2 separate regions of the Mus musculus genome follow, and region 1 is linked to region 2. The links are chromatin loops, found by intact Hi-C in ENCODE. Cell type or tissue: left cerebral cortex. All regions are shown on one strand. Each heading gives the region's core, and the rest is flanking DNA. Links, peaks and the distances in the headings are about the cores only. Region 1 has its middle 61 kb from the start of Gm715. Region 2 overlaps Gm14664 (predicted gene 14664).

Region 1 (2,922 bases), core at 170-2,669, 430 kb before region 2:
CAGATAAGAGTGTTGGCTGCTCTTGCCGACGATGTACTTCCATACCAAGCACCCACATAGGGTAGCTAACAGTCACCTGTAACTTAAACTTTCCAGGATCTGACATCCTGTTTTGGTATCTGTGGCACCTGCACCGACTTACTGTACCCATGAGTAATATAAACTTTTTTGTTTGTTTGTTTTTTGTTTTTGTTTTTGTCTTTTTTTTTTTTTTTGGTTTTTCAAGACAGGGCTGTCCTGGAACTCACTTTGTAGACCAGGCTGGCCTCGAACTCAGAAATCCACCTGCCTCTGCCTCCCGAGTGCTGGGATTAAAGGCGTGCGCCGCCATCTCCCAGCAATATAAACTTTTATAAAGAAAAATAATACATTTTATAGCAGAACCACAGTTCTAAAAAGTTTTAACTATTAGTCTAGCAAAATATGAAGGATCTATGTGCAGAAGACTAAAATTATGAAGAAAAAAATTAAAAATGACTGATATGCATGGAGGGATGCCTTGTGTTCATGGGCTGAAAGCCCATGCTGTTCAGAGGTTGCTTCATCTCTCCGTCCCTGGTACTTTTAGTACAATCCTAAGTGGAATCCCAACTGTTATTGGGGGTACTGTCTGACTGATTCTAAAATTGACATGGGAAGGCAAAGGGCCTTAAATGGCAAAGTCCTGAAGAAGAACAAAATTGAAACACTTAGACTATGCTTATGATTCCAGGACTTGCTATAACATGACAGAAAGCAAGATATTGTGAAGTTGATATAAGGATAGACAAATCAGTGGAACAGAGATAATAACTCAGAAATAAGCAAATACGGGCAGCTAGTCTTTGGCAAGGAGCAAAGTCAATTTAATGGAGGAAGAATAATCATTTTAGCAAATGGTGCCGGAACTATTGGATCTCTACATGAAAATTAACTTAAGTTTCATATGGTGACTCATGCTTGTAATATCAGTGCTTGCGAGGTGAATAAAGGACACCATTGAGAGTTCGAGGCCATGTTTGGCTACATAGAGAGTAACTGCATAGCCACCCTGGGCAATATGAGTCCCAATATTAGAAAACTAAATACAAAGAAACTTCAGCAACAACAACAAAAAAATCTGGGAAAAGCTTTTTTATCTTTCAGGCAATTGCTGGTTTCTGAGAGAGGGAGAGGGAGCGAGGGAGCCATGTAGGAGTACTGTAGGAGACATGGACAGGATGCCTGGGCAGCTCATTGGGCAAGTGTACTTTGACAATGTTTGCTCACAGGCAGGTATGGCCTTGATAGTAGAAAGATTCTAGGTCTGGCTAGATGCCTACTTTCTCTTTTCAGAATATGAAAAGCTACTAATAAACCACAGCCGTCCTTCAGGAATGCATTATTTCAAAGGAGGCTGTGAAGGCTTCTCCAAGATGAGAAAAAAATTCCTGAGCTCCCTCTGCTGGTCATACAGGAGAATAACAGGTGAGCAAATAACCAGAAAGATCTAAAACACATCATAACTGAGGTAATCCAGTCACAAAAGAACACACATGGTACGTACTCACTGATAAGTGGATATTAGGCAGAAAGCTTGGAACACCCACGGTACAACTCACAGACCATATGAAGCTCAAGAAGAAGGAACACCAAAGTGTGGATGCTTCAATCCTACTTAGAAGGGGGAACAAAATAAAAATGGGAGGTAGAAGGAGGGACGGACCTGGGAGGAAGAGAAGAGGGAGAGAAAAAAGGGGGGGCAGGATTGAGTGTGGGAGGAGATGTAGGTGCGGGGATGGGGAAGTACAGAGGGTCTAGAATTTGAATAAGGTGTGCAGCAGCGGGGGATGGGAAAGCAGGGAAAGCCATTAGAAAGTCCTAGATGCCAGGGAAGCAAAATGTTTCCATGACCCAACTAGGATAACATTAGCCAAAATACCCAACAAAGGGGAGAGAATCTGTAGAGACCATATCCAGAGATTAGGCACGACCCCCGGTTGAGGGTTGGAGCCACCCACCCATCTCAAGAATATTAACCCAGAATTGTTCCTGTCTAAAGGAAATACAGGGACAGAATGTGGAGCAGAGACTGAAGGAAAGGCCATCCAGAGACTACCCCACCTTGGGATCCATCCCATATACAGTTACCAAACCCAGATAATATTGCTGATGCCAATACAACAAGTGCTTGCTGACAGGAGCCTGATATAGCTGTCTCCTGAGAGGCTGTGACAGTGCCTGATAGATACAGCAGTGGATGCTCACAGCCATCTATTGGATGGAGAACAAGGTCCCCAATGAAGGAGTTCTAGGAAGGACTGAAGGAGCTGAAGGGGTTTACAGCCCCATAGAAGGAACAACAATATAAACCAACCAGATCCCTGCCACCCCCCAGAGCTCCCAGGGACTAAACCAGCAACCAAAGAGTACACATGGTGGAACTCATGGCTTCTGCAGCGTATGTAGCAGCGGATGGCCTTGTAGAGCATCAATAGGAGGAGAAGCCCTTGGTCCTGTGGAGGTTCAATGCCCCAGTATAGGGGAATGTCAGTGCGGGGAGGAGGGAGGGAGTGGGGGAGTAGGGGAACACCTCATAGAAGCAGGGGGAAGAGCGGATGAGATAGGGGAGTTGAGGAGAGGAAACTGGGAAGGGGGATAACATTTGAAATGTAAATAAATAAATAATAAAAGAAAACAAAAACATGTATATGCACTCCTAGGGGCAATTAGAGTTCCAACGGCCACATGTCTTCATATAATCTTGCACATAAAGCACATACAAGCACATGCTAACCATAAGCTATGTCTACTTTACCACAAGGTAGTTAACAGTACGCACCATGGCCTTACACCGACGAGCTATCTACCAGTGTATTGCATTTAGTGGTTTATAATCCTGGACAGATTTCTTAATTGTTTTGTTTTTAAATTTTATTTCATTTTGCTAATTTTATTTTTTTA
Region 2 (2,922 bases), core at 227-2,726:
TCTGAAAGGCTAATCCTAAAAATTTTGGTTATTGTTTTTAGTGTATCAAGTAAATGACTGTGGAAATAGGGTTAGGGTGGAGGGAGGGACACTGAATACAAATTGATTAAATGATGGACAATGTGGTCATTTTACCTCAAGCTCTGGGGCTTTTGTTAGAGAGCAAGCAGTGATTTGTCCTGGTATTTGAATACCAGCTTTCAGAAGGATCCTAAGTCCTCAAGGAAAGCGAGTCATGGTCTAAACAAAACCTGGGACATGCTACTGAATAGCAATAAAGGCTATAGCTCTTAAGTATAAACACACAGAAACGCATCCAGAGGAATAGCTGCTTTATTCTCGGTCATTTTTACATACTATGAAGATTCTGAGTGGCATTATTTGGCAGGCAGTATTATTTAGAGGCAGGTGTTAGACATGCAATTATCATAAAGACTCTATGTGGAGGATGACCACATGATACAAATTTATCTTTATTCTAATATAGTTCCCAGATTTTTTTTTCCTGACAAATTACACTACACTTTATGGAAATGTAACATTTTGTATGAATGGGAAAGATAGGCCTGGTTGCATGCTAATGAGGGAGACAAAGTAGCCTCTTATTTGCAACTGGCCCAGACCTTTCCATTAGCAAATTAAAATCTGTTCAAATTTATTTACTAATATATTAGGAGAAGCTTCAGGCTAACCCCTTGACCTGTATTATATAGCAAACAACTGTAGCAGTGAAAATAATTAACAGCATGGAATGTACCTCCTGTTTATTTCTTCTTCATGCCCAGGGGTCAGCCGTATAGTGGGTTTGCCATCTGCATTTGGTTCCAAGGGTATATTTACTTAAAAATTATCAATTATAGTTTTAAATAGCTGCCCTTAATTGCAGTCTTCTTAGTCAAGTGTGATACATATCGTATATGTGCTTTGTGTTTGTTTGTGTATTATATCACCTGTTTCTGATCAACTCTGAGCGAAGCGTATTCATTTCAAAATAATGTCTCTGGAAGCCTGTTGTGGTGTTTGTGTTTATTGCACCATCCCCAAAGCCATGGCTTTGTTTCTGCTCATTTAGTAATACTGGCTGATTAGGGTTCATTCTTTCTATCCAGGAGAGCCCATCTTTCAATTATTATGTAGAGCCTTGAGAGGAAGGATGGGGCTGCAAAAGGGTCTGAAATCGGCAACATGAAAGTCAAAGCCCGGCCTTTCTCTCCTCGGGAGAAAAAGTAGAATGGGCTTTGCTGACCTCTGCTGTCTGCTTTTTAGGAAATAGTGGTTTTACTGGATGCACGGTTGTTTAGAAGAATTCTTGAATGTCCTCGTCATATTCTGCCAAAGCTAACTATGTGTTTTTGAGGCAGCGTCACGTGTAACTCCGGAGAGAGAGAACTCCTATCTGAGGATGACTTTCACTGCTGATGCTGACTTCATTTCTCAATTGCTAGGATTATCTTTGGGTGTACAACATCCTACTACGTTTTATATAACGCTGGGGGATAGCATACAGAGCCTCATTCTTGCTGGGCAAGCATTCTATCACCTGAGTAGTGTCCCCAGTTTTGACCATAATTTTTGAGCAACAGAAGTGATGACATTCCAATTATGATAGCAAGTGCACACAGGCAGTACCAAGAGGATATGGTCTGTGCCAGTCTCATCCAAGATCTCAGGAGCCAAATCTTTCACAGGTAAAATTTTAAACCAGTGTCAGGAATTTCACACTATTCTTTTGGTATAATGGAAAAATCTTTTGTTACAAAAATTCCAAAAATCCTGGACATTTATATTAATATTTGTATTGGGATCATTTTATGCTGAGAAAGACATTGCAGTAACAATGAGGCGTCAAGATAAATGTAGAAATGAAATCTTAAATTGTATGAGCAGAATCGGGGAAAGAGCAGTTGGGTGAATGGGAAACTAACCTGAGAGACCTACAGAACCACAGCACCCACCCTTGTGCTCCTCAGAAGCAATTGTAAGTCAAGACAACAAAATGTCATGACCAGTCTTGAGTGAATTCTCTCATCTTGGTGACTCTGCAGTCCTATGTGACAAAGCATTAGGCTAAGAAACTTTGATCTTGATATATATATATATCATCCAGGAGGCAGAGATAGGTGGATCCCTGAGTTCAAGGCCAGCCACATCTACAGCATGTATTTCAGGACATCCAGGACTACACAGAGAAAACCTGTCTCAGAAAATAACAAAGAAAGAAAAGAAATTTTGACCTTAGCTACTTGAACATAGTCCTATCACCCACTAAGGACTGGCGGAGCTCATTTTCCTGTGTGTGTGTGTGTGTGTGTTTTTTTTTTTTTTTGCTTAATCCAGCCTGGACCTTGCTCTTTGCATGTGTAAAGTGGAGACAACAGTTTTTCCGTTGTGTCATGGGTATGTTATAATGATCCCACCAAAGCCATTGGCTATACAACAGGGTCAATATATCCAGAACTGCAGATTAAAAGCTTCCAAGAAATCATTTAGCCTTTTAATGAGCCTAAAGTCAGAGGTCCCAAGGTGCCAAACACATGTACCAGCATCCTCAGCCTTTCCCTACCTGCCTTTCAACCTCTGCCTTACAAACCTCTAGCCAATGTCTTTTTTGTGTTTCTTTTTTTCCTTCTCCTGTGATCATGCATTTACCTCCCCTGAGACAGTGTAGACAGGGTCTCAGATGCCTCAGCCTCTAATGATGGCTCAGTTAATACCTGGGTCCTGTATATAATGCATGATTTGGAAAAAAGTGAATTGTTTTCAAGTTTTATGTTTTGAATTGTTTTCCAGTTTTATGTTTTCTTAGTCGAATAATTTTTTAAACAGTTACTGTGACTCTACTATACTATTCTTTCAACATAATATTTTTGTTGGTTACTTGGGAATTTCACATAATGCACCCTGATCACACTCACTTCCTAA

What was found. A loop is a pair of places that touch in the nucleus more often than their neighbours do. Peaks named below come from ENCODE experiments on the same cell type or tissue, not always from the same donor. Only the 100,000 strongest peaks of a DNase experiment are listed, where the experiment ranks them.
Region 1: it touches region 2 in a loop (6-fold over the local background); 3 of 42 quality-filtered maps call a loop at or near these places.

The regions. Positions count from the first base shown.
Region 1 is chrX:60,607,981-60,610,902 of GRCm38, forward strand. No RefSeq gene overlaps it. Among named protein-coding and RNA genes, the nearest start is that of Gm715, 61 kb to the left of the region's middle. In left cerebral cortex, for the core only: a CTCF peak has its summit at 1,436 (motif pointing left); a DNase peak (open chromatin) is centred at 1,403.
Region 2 is chrX:61,042,110-61,045,031 of GRCm38, forward strand. The region is part of intron 2 of Gm14664 (predicted gene 14664); the gene reads left to right. Among named protein-coding and RNA genes, the nearest start is that of Gm14664, 32 kb to the left of the region's middle. In left cerebral cortex, for the core only: no CTCF peak of the experiment used is centred there; a DNase peak (open chromatin) is centred at 1,237.